2 separate regions of the Mus musculus genome follow, and region 1 is linked to region 2. A link is a contact called in ENCODE Hi-C or POLR2A ChIA-PET data. All regions are on one chromosome and are shown on one strand. The core of a region is the stretch at or near the end of the contact, and the rest is flanking DNA. Distances in the headings are between cores, read along the strand shown. Region 1 holds the start of Cxcl10 (chemokine (C-X-C motif) ligand 10). Region 2 holds the start of Sdad1 (SDA1 domain containing 1).

Region 1 (4,966 bases), core at 424-2,923, 39 kb after region 2:
AGTAGCAGCTGATGTGACCACGGCTGGTCACCTTTCAGAAGACCAAGGGCAATTAGGACTAGCCATCCACTGGGTAAAGGGGAGTGATGGAGAGAGGCTCTCTGCTGTCCATCCATCGCAGCACCGGGGTGTGTGCGTGGCTTCACTCCAGTTAAGGAGCCCTTTTAGACCTGTAGGAAGAGGAAACTGTATTGAGCGGAATAGACTCTGCTTTCACTTTGGGAACCCAAAGACCCTGGGGCAAAAGGCCTGGTGCATTTTCCTCTGCTACACAATCTCCATGGGTCACGGGTGGGTGGGGGTTGAGGGGACAGAATGGGTTTGTGTGTTTTTTGTTTTTTTTTTTTTTAAGTGAGGAAGTGGGGGGGGGGTGGGCATTTGGCAGCTTTACCCGTGACAGGTATAATAACTGCTCCACTTCTAGACACTAGGAATGTATGACCTAAGAAGGCACCTCAGTGTCTGTGTAAATGGAGAGACAAAGGCACATGCCGGTGCCATGAGTTTAGGGCAGATGCCCCACAGCAAAGCCCAGGGCAGGCGCTGCTCCCCAGACCACCATTTCCTGAAAAAGCAACATCAAACCTACCTTTTTTGGCTAAACGCTTTCATTAAATTCTTGATGGTCTTAGATTCCGGATTCAGACATCTCTGCTCATCATTCTTTTTCATCGTGGCACTATAGAAATAAGAGTGAGATACTCAGATTAACGTCAGGCCAACAGAGCTGATGGCCCTGCAGGTCCATGTCAGAGTTCAGGCACTGTGCCTTAGTTAGAGTCACAGACCCGTCCCTATCTTTCCTGGTTTCCCTCACTTATTTACTGTGTGGTTACGGGAGGGACGTTTATCGGCAGGTGGGCTTGTACTCACATGATCTCAACACGTGGGCAGGATAGGCTCGCAGGGATGATTTCAAGCTTCCCTATGGCCCTCATTCTCACTGGCCCGTCATCGATATGGATGCAGTTGCAGCGGACCGTCCTTGCGAGAGGGATCCCTGCAGGAAGAGAGGGGGAGAGCCAGGAAGGTCAGCACACGGTTTCATTTTAGGCACTTAAAATGGATGAGGTAGTGTTTAGCAGACCCTGTCTGATCTGTGGAGAGACGCATCCCATCGTATCATAGGGCTGAGTGTTTGAATATCTTGGTCATGGTAAAGAGAGATCTGCAACTTGTCAGTTACGAAATCCTGCATTTATGCACTGCTCACAGTATTGGTTAGGCTCAGGCAAGGAGGCATCCGTGCCTTACCCCATCCCACTCTTTCGCCCTTTCTCCTGACTCTCTCTTCCCTCCTTCTTCCTCCTCCCTCCTCCTTTTCTCCCTTTCTTCCCTTCTTCGTTCCTTTGCTTTTATTCTATTTTTCTCTGACTTCAACCAGCCTATGATAAACTCTGCAAGCTGAAGGGATTTCTTCCTGCTTCCCTCTTCTTTATAGGTACACACATTAAAGCTTAAATACATGCTGTGTTTAGAACTGAGCTTAATCGTCTGACTTCTGACTTCGTTAATTAAATGGCCTTGGTGTCCCTTACCTTGAGTCCCACTCAGACCCAGCAGGATGAGGCAGAAAATGACGGCAGCACTTGGGTTCATGGTGCTGATGGGGAGGCTTCCGGAAGGTTGGCTCGGGATGTCTCTCAGCGGTGGATGAAGCGCTTCTCGAGTGCCGGCTGCTGAGGAGTATTTATCTGCAAAGAGTTTCCCTCCCTGAGTCCTGATTGGCTGACTTTGGAGATGACTCAGCAAGGCTCCGCAACCCGAGGGAAGTCCCCTGTAAACCGAGGGCATTGCTTGTGTTTATTGTGACCCATGAACTTGGAATTTCCCTCTCCCCTCTTGTGCTCCTTTTAATTTTTAACGAGTGAGGTAAGTTTCACTTTCCAAAGCGTGAGCTGTTTGAGAAATCAGATGCAGTGCCTTGCAGAATAAGTCTGGAAATGGCTTTAATTCTCATCTTCCTTCTCTCATAAATAAAACACAGAACTGATATCTAAGTCAGGTTCTAACCATGGTTTTTACATTTGTTGTGTTTACACTGTTTATTTTTGCTTTTTACTTCATATGCTTTATTATAAAATACTTGGAATAAACTTTAAAAAAAAATCACACGCCAAATTTAGCCAGATCCAAAGTCTATACAACTTAGTGAACAGTTAGAGCAGGCATTCAGAACAGAAGCCGGAAGTGTCACACTAATGTTTACAAGTTACAAGAGGAATTGCAAAGCTAATTGTTGCCCCGTGCTGATTCTCTCAGGGATGCTTTGATTGTCTTCTTTGTGAGTGTGTGGTTACAGGGTCAAGGATGAAAGTGAGTGTGGATGTCACTCTGCACAGCACCCAAGGCAGCAGATACCTGGGACCTGGAAGAGTAGGTGAGGTTACATAGATCTCGCATAGAGGTGACAGTGATGAAGGGGATGGAGGTGACTCATCCTGGGAATGGGACAGGAGCCTGGAGTGTACCGGTTCAAAACTTGACAACAGAGGCCAAGAGTGAAACCTGTACCCACCAACGGGAACTGGGAAACAGGAGCTGTCACCAGAACAGGAAGGGAGTTGCTGCTTGGGAAAGATAGAAATTTCTAGAGAGCAAAATCCACATTGATGTAGTCCAAGGACTAGAACAGAGCTAAGCTTTCAAGGGAGCAAATCACGGGACAGCCGTGGAATCTGGAAGGACAGACAGAAGGGAATGGGGGCAGAGACAAGCCAAGAGACTTTCGTTTTGCAACCTTCTGCTGGGAGAAGGCTACTGTGAGAGGACGCCATGAGCAGTCTCTCCCAACCTGCTTCTGCAGAATAGACGCTGCGCTGTAGGAACCTCAGAATTTTAGAGTGGAAAGAGGTGCTGAGCAGTTTTACATTAAACAATAAAGAAAGATACATGGTGACAGTTTTATTTTATTTTGTTATTGTACAAGTTCTCAGTCAAGATGTGAAGGAAAAACAGATTTGAGGATGTTAAGAAAAAACAGTTAGCAAGTGGATATATAGTCCCTTACTGAGGAGAAAAGAGTTTAGTAACTATTGCGTAGTGTTAAGCATCTGTTAGTCAAGAGTTTTCCCTCATTCAACCCTCTAGGAATCCAGAAACTCCATCTCTGTAGCCCACGCTCTCAAACACTTGGTTATGCAGTGGCTCCAAAGAGCAGATCCTTGGTTCAGGCTCCAGACTTGCCTGTGTCTGCTTGGCTGAAGTTATCTTTGATGTTTCTTTGGTGTTTCTGGAACTAAACACCTAGAAGGGGTTTAAATTGGACTTGTTTTACACAGAATTTCATGCTAAAATGAAAGTTACTGTAGTATACATACATTGTATCCAGTAAATAGTCACTCGTACTTGAAAGCAGCCCTTTGACTAGAACAGGCCATTTTGCACTGAATTATAGCAGATTATGGCAAGTATGGTATACATGTCATGGAATTTTTGTGGCTAGGAGAAAAATGAACATTTCTTCAAACATATTCAGATCTGTAAAAAAATATCAAAATTTATGACTATAAAGTTAATGTCAAATGACTGAAATAAAAGAATCTATATGGAATTTCCTAAGAGTCCGCTCCCTATGGTCAGAAGTGCTTTGAAGACCCTTGAGGAAAAGTAAGCCGTAAGAGTAATTCCAGTACTTGGGAGGCAGAGGCAGGTAGACCTCCGAATTCCCGGACAGCTTGGTCTATGTAGTGAGTTTCAGGATAGCTAGGGTTACGTAGAGAAGCCCTCTCTCTCTCTCCCTCTCTCTCTCTCTCTCTCTCTCTCTCTCTCTCCCCCTCTCCCCTCTCCCCTCTCCCTCTCTCTCTCTCTCTCTCTCTCTCTCTCTCTCTCTCTCTCTCACACACACACACACACACACACTCAAGAGTGAAGTGTGCTTACGGACTGCACGTGATAGCACACACCTTTAGTCCTAGTACTTGGGAGGTGGAGACAGCTAGATCTCTTTGAGTTCAAGACTGGACTGGTCTACATAGTGAGTTCCAGGACAGCCAGGGCTATGTAGAGAGCCCATCTCAAAGACAAACGAAACAGAAGAGTGAGGTGTGCTTAAACAAATGACCAGGAGGGGAAGCATATGCAAGACAGAAGTGCCTTCCCCCCCCCCCACAGACACACACCATACACAGAGACACAAACACACGCACAGACACACACCACACACAGAGACACAAACACACGCACAGACACACACAAGATACACACATACACACACACACACACACACACACACACACACACACACTCACAGACACAAACACAAATACAGAGGACACCAACCAGCCAGTCTAGAAACATGGAAGAGTGACATGAGGTAGTGACCACTGGGTAGGACCTGGAGTTGAGTTTTGCAGGCTCAGAACACCCATTGTCCCCAATTATCCTCAGTAAGCATGATTTTGGAGAGCTGATTATGCTAAGCAAATCTGATTAAGGCAAATTGTTTTTATTATTATTATTATTACTATTACTATTTTGGTTTTCCAACACAGGGTCTTCCTATGTAGCCCTGGGAGTCCTGGAACTCACAATGTACATTAGGCTGGCCTTGAACTCAGAGTTACCCTTCCACCTGCCTCTGCCTCCCAATGCTTATGATTAAAGGCCTGTGCCACCATGCCCACCCTAAGATGCAAACTAAAAAGTCTGTTCCTTGCTGGTGTGGGCTGTCCCACAACTGGGGTGGCTATCCAAGACATTCGTGTCCCAGTGCCTGGCATGTGAAGTAGCAATATGTGTTCTGCCTGCTGAGAGCAGAAGCTGCTACAGACTGGTCTCAGTCTGTCCTTTCGCCCCCAGGAGAATCAGAGTCCTGGTACAGGTGGGCAGGGAGTCGGCAAAAAGTGACAAACAAATATGGACACAAGGGAGTGTTGTATCTGAATGTAATTTTGTCAAAGTGAGCATCCGACTTAAATATTACAGAAGAAAACAAAGAAGTTAGGTGTCACAACAGCCAAGGTAC
Region 2 (4,942 bases), core at 1,483-3,982:
GGGAGTCCTTCCTCTTCACCGTGACTTGGCTTTGAGTCCCACCTCAATCACTGCCCAATCAGCAGGCCATGGGGGGCTATGACTTCCACCATCTTGGGAGAAACTCTGGACTCCGCTCCATTTCCCTTTCTACTTGTCAGAAAAAAAAAACCCCTAAAAACTGTCTTACATGGTACCCGGATAATCTAAACTCCTCAGCGGCTCCTAGAAACACCGGAAGTAAAACCTAACCGCTTACCACTATCGAAAAGGCTCTGACCTCACCGCATTTCCCACGCTACACTTAAGTGACAATGTTCCTGCTTCATTTATTTCCACGACAGCTTCTGTGAGTCCTGTTCTCCTGCCTGGAACGCTCTGACCTGCCTGGCCCAATACTACCACTGCAGGAAAGGCTTCCCTTCCCTCAACAGTCTGCAGTCTCTATTCTAACATCCTCACCTAGCCTTATCTTACACAGGTACCGTCCTCCTAAGAACGAGAGTCCAAAAGACGGCATGGCTCCATTATCTGCTTACTTGTCCCTGTATTCTCAATGTCTACAAATATACTGCAGTGTGTGTGTGTGTGTGTGTGTGTGTGTGTCTGCACTAAAGCAGATGGAGGAGGCGGCTATTACCTTTCTTGAATACTAAAATACAAAGGTTGTTATTGAACCTTCCTTGGTTTCACAGCAGGTCAGAAATAGAACCAGAGCTTTGGGTCAGCTGTAAAACTAACGGTCTCAAGCACCCACTGACAGGATTTGGACAGTACAAAAAAAGAACGGAGAAAAGGGGGTGTCTGCGATGAAAAAGAAAGCAGGGCCAGGCCAGTGAAGACAACTCCAGAATGTCAGGAAGGCTTCACTGCTATCTCTCAGACTGGAGGCTCGCAGGTGGAATACGTCAAGAACCGTATAAACCAAACCACACCTTCCAATCAATAAACAGACTATAAAGGATTGAATTGACAACTCTCAACATAAATACAAAGGCCGGTAACTATGTGAAAAAGTGTGCAACATGCAAATTAAAATAATCTGAGATTCTATCTCACCTCATCGGAATGGCTGTCAGCAGGCAAAAGACAGACAGCAAATGTGGGAAAACAGAAACTATATTCCCCTTCTCTCTCACGCTCCACACACATGCACACACACACCACTGGTGGGGATAGAGTGGGAGCACACACACACACACACACACACACACTCGCACACACACAGCTCATGGTGCGGATGTCCATGGTAGAACCACTATGGACAAACTAAAACTGGCCTTCTACGGCCTGGTTTATAATAAAAGGACTCTGATCAAACACCATAGACACACTTGCACATTTGTGTTTACTGGTGCACGAACCACGGCAGCAAGAAGCAGAGCCAGCCTTTAAGTCCATCAACAGAATGTGTAGTGAAAATGTGGTACATGCATTTAGTTTTTTCCAATCAAGAGCTGAAACCATGACAACAGGAGGAAAGATGTTAAGAAATTAAACCAGACTCAGAGAGGTAGCCTGTTTCCTCTCAGAAGCAAAAGTCAGATTTCAATTTAGTTTGTGACACAAGTTAGAAAGGGGAACCCAGTAAGAGCTTATGTTTAATGTGTATTGAGAGCTTGCCTACTTGTATGTGCGTGTATACATATGCCTAGTATCCAGAGGCCAGAAGTCGGGTGTCGCATCCCCTAACACTAGAGCAACAGATGGTTATGAGCTATCATGTAAGTGCTGGGCCTTGAACCCAGGTCCTCTGGAAGAACAGCCAGTGCTCTTAACCATTGAGTCAACTCCCCAGCTCTGGAAGAAGAGACCTTAAAGGGATGCAGGGAACTGAAATAAATGTGATGTGTATACAGAAGTGAAGTGGGGGCTGTCTGAGGAGAGAAGGGGACCAGTAAGGGGGGGGGGGAGACAGGGAGGATTGGGAAGGGCGGTGTGTAAGAAGACAAATAATAAAGGCAAAGGCGCGTCTTAATCTATCTACCAGGTTAAGAGTACAAAGTCACGGCCTTCATTTCGTGGTTCTTATGAATTCACACACTTGGAGTATGCCATGCCCCTCACAAACTGGACCTAACAGAGTTTTAGACCGCACATTTCCCTCAAAGCATTTTTTTCAAATCTAGCTCAGGGTGACTCCCAGGGAGTTTGAACTGTGGCTTAACTACATCTTCTACACTCTTGACTGTGGGGTGGCCCTGCCATCTGAGAACTCCTTGCTCTTCTTGGCAGAGCTTGGGGCACTCGGGAGAGGCCGTCTGTGGAAAGCATGTTTAACACACGACTCATCGTATGCTAGGGGCTAACTCGAGTTTTTGCTCTGAGGCGGCCAACGGACGTTACCGGCCCACGTCGGCGAGGCGGGCGGATAAACCCGGAGGCAGCAGGTTTTAGGGTGTGTTTCAGTGTTGGTGGGGTCTGCATGTCCCGTCCCCCGTATCTCCATCCCCCGTCCGTTTCCTCCCCAGGCCCCCGGAAGCACACCGGAGCATCCCGGGGAGCCGGATCCCGGTCCCACCTCCTCCACGTAGGCCGGCGGGTCCCGCTTGATCAGGTTCTGTAACTGCGGCAGGTTGCTGGGCAGCTTGTTGTTGTTCCTGCCGGACATGGTGGCTGTGGGTGGGCTCCCTGGCGAGCAGTGCTTGGAAAACGTCCGCCTCTGTCAGTCGCAGCCCGGGCCCCGCGGCAGCTTAGACTCGTGGGTCCCAGTGTAACCGGAAACGGCACGTGGGACACGCCGCTTGCCCGACCGAGCTACGGAACGCTCAGAGGATCAAACTTCACCACCCTGCTGCAACTCTTTGTAGGCGTCTGCACGCTATCGGTCCCTGCCGGTGGACAACCGCTACTGGTTGTCACCAAACTCTGGAGCAGGTTTCCTTATCTCAACATTCTTTTCCACTGAAAACAATTTTTATACAATATATTTGATCATGTTCTTTTTCCTCCGCCAATTCCTCCCAGTTCTCCCCATCTAGCTCAGCATTCTTATGGTGGCCCAAATAAATGAGGATTAATATGGGACTCAGGTATGACAGCATACAACTGTAATCCCTGTACTCAGGAAGCTGAGGCAGGAGCATTATATTTGTTTGGGGCAAGCCCGAGGCTTACTCTGTCTCAAGAAAAACGACAGAAATTAAGCAGGGGCCTGGGGACTGGTTCAGGTGTCCTATCTCATAGGAGACCCTAGGTTTCTTCTCCAGCTCTCCATAAACTGCGTGTGTTGGCTCATGCCTGCAACCCGCATACTCAGAGAAGAGGCGGCGGGAGGGTTGAGACTCCAAGGTCATCCTCAGTTACATAGGAATTTGAGAGAAACCTGAGATACATGAGATCCTGTATTATAAAATGAGGATTAGGGGCTGGAGATGGTTTAGCAGCTAAGATCTGGTACTGCTGTAGGGACTCAGGCTCAGTTTGCAACACACGGTGGCTCTCAACCATCTATAGTTAACTCCAGCTCCTGAGAAATGTGTGCCCTCAGCAGGTGCCTGTGCTCACAGCACACATACCCACACAGAGTTGCACACACATCACTAAAACAAAAACCTTGTCAGAAATGAGAATCATTTTCTTTTAGGCTGTACTAAAGGTAGAAGAAAAAAATCCATGAGGAGTATGCTTAGAGAATATGTTTTAGAGAATGGCAAAGAGCAGGGGTGGAGGTTAGATTGTTTTTTTGTTGGTGTTGGTTTGTTTGTTTGGTTTTGTTTTTTGAGACAGGTTTCTCTGTGTAGCCTTGGCGGTCCTGGAACTCACTCTGTAGACCAGGCTGGCCTTGAACTCAGAGATCCATCTGACTCTGCCTCAGGAGTGTTGGGTCTTAAAGGTGTGTGCCACCACCGCACCCAGGCAACTCTCTTAATTCTAACCACAGAGGGGAAAACAGCTGTTGGATGGTAACTAGGTTTTTGTTTTGTTTTGTTTTTGTTTTGTTTTGTTTTTTTCGAGACAGGGTTTCTCTATGTAGCCCTGGCTGTCCTGGAACTCACTCTGTAGACCAGGCTGACTTTGAACTCAGAAATCTGCCTGCCTCTGCCTCCCTACTGCCGGGATTAAAGGTATGCGCCACCACTGCCCGGTAGATGGTAACTAGTCTTACACTAATAGATGAATCAAGGTGTTATTATTCTGTGTAACCTAAGCAGTTTCCTAGATCAACTTCATCCAAGGTTACCTGACACCATGTTAGAGCCCAAATCAAAAGAAATTTATAATCATATCTGGATAAGTCCTGAGGACAGTTAGATCAAGAGTGCTCGTGAGGGCGTTAGTGTTCTATGAGGGGATTTTTCCTTCCAGAGGCCGTCAATGTTTGTGGAATGTAGATGGCTAACTTCTAAAGTTTTTCCCAATTCTTTAATCATAAGATTAAAGCAACATTTTAATTTTTTGAAAATTTCCTAAAATATGTTTTTGATCATATTACTCTTCCCCTAACTCCCCCAGACCCACTCTCTCTCCTCTCTCTCTTCCTCCCCCTCCCTTTCCTTTCCCCTCCCCTTTCCTCTCCCCCTCCCTCTCCTTTTCTGTCTTCATCAAGTCCAGTTTGTGCCGTTTGTATATTTTTGGATGTGCAGCCGTCCGCAGAACATGGTCATCTTCATAGGCACTACATTGCTGAAGAAAACTGACTCCCTTGTCACCTTGTCATCCAGCAGCTATCAGTGAGCAGTAGGTCCTTGCAGAGGACAGGTTCAGTTCCCAACAACGACATGGTAGCTCACAACCATACGGAACCCAAGTTCCAGGGGGTCTAATGCCCTCTTCTGACCTCCTTGGGTACCAGGCATGCATATGGTGCATATACATTCCTGCAGGCAAAACGTTCATATATATTAAATAAATAAACAAATAAATAAATACGTAAAATCTGAAAAGAAAAAGAATTTTAAAAATTATCTCAAAAGGTGGTCAACAGAAATTTTCATTACTCTCACTTGAAACCAAGAGAGAG

The links. A loop is a pair of places that touch in the nucleus more often than their neighbours do. ChIA-PET counts read pairs that join two places held with the same protein, here RNA polymerase II (POLR2A).
Region 1: a loop to region 2 is called in a map of heart, with 2.5 times the contacts of the local background. The contact joins the promoter of Cxcl10 here to the promoter of Sdad1 in region 2. A Hi-C loop is called at or near these places in 4 of 37 maps with a recorded cell type or tissue (Patski, heart and mouse trophoblast stem cell). POLR2A ChIA-PET finds 5 or more read pairs at or near these places in 1 of 5 experiments (Patski).

The regions. Positions count from the first base shown.
Region 1 is chr5:92,347,216-92,352,181 of GRCm38, forward strand. It overlaps Cxcl10 (chemokine (C-X-C motif) ligand 10), which reads right to left and starts at 1,674. Exons shown (of 4, transcript NM_021274.2): 1 at 1,539-1,674; 2 at 874-1,000; 3 at 590-679; 4 at 1-170. The coding sequence starts at 1,599. The coding sequence ends at 152. It also overlaps a transcript of Art3 not described here.
Region 2 is chr5:92,307,292-92,312,233 of GRCm38, forward strand. It overlaps Sdad1 (SDA1 domain containing 1), which reads right to left and starts at 2,733. Exons shown (of 22, transcript NM_172713.2): 1 at 2,501-2,733. The coding sequence starts at 2,590.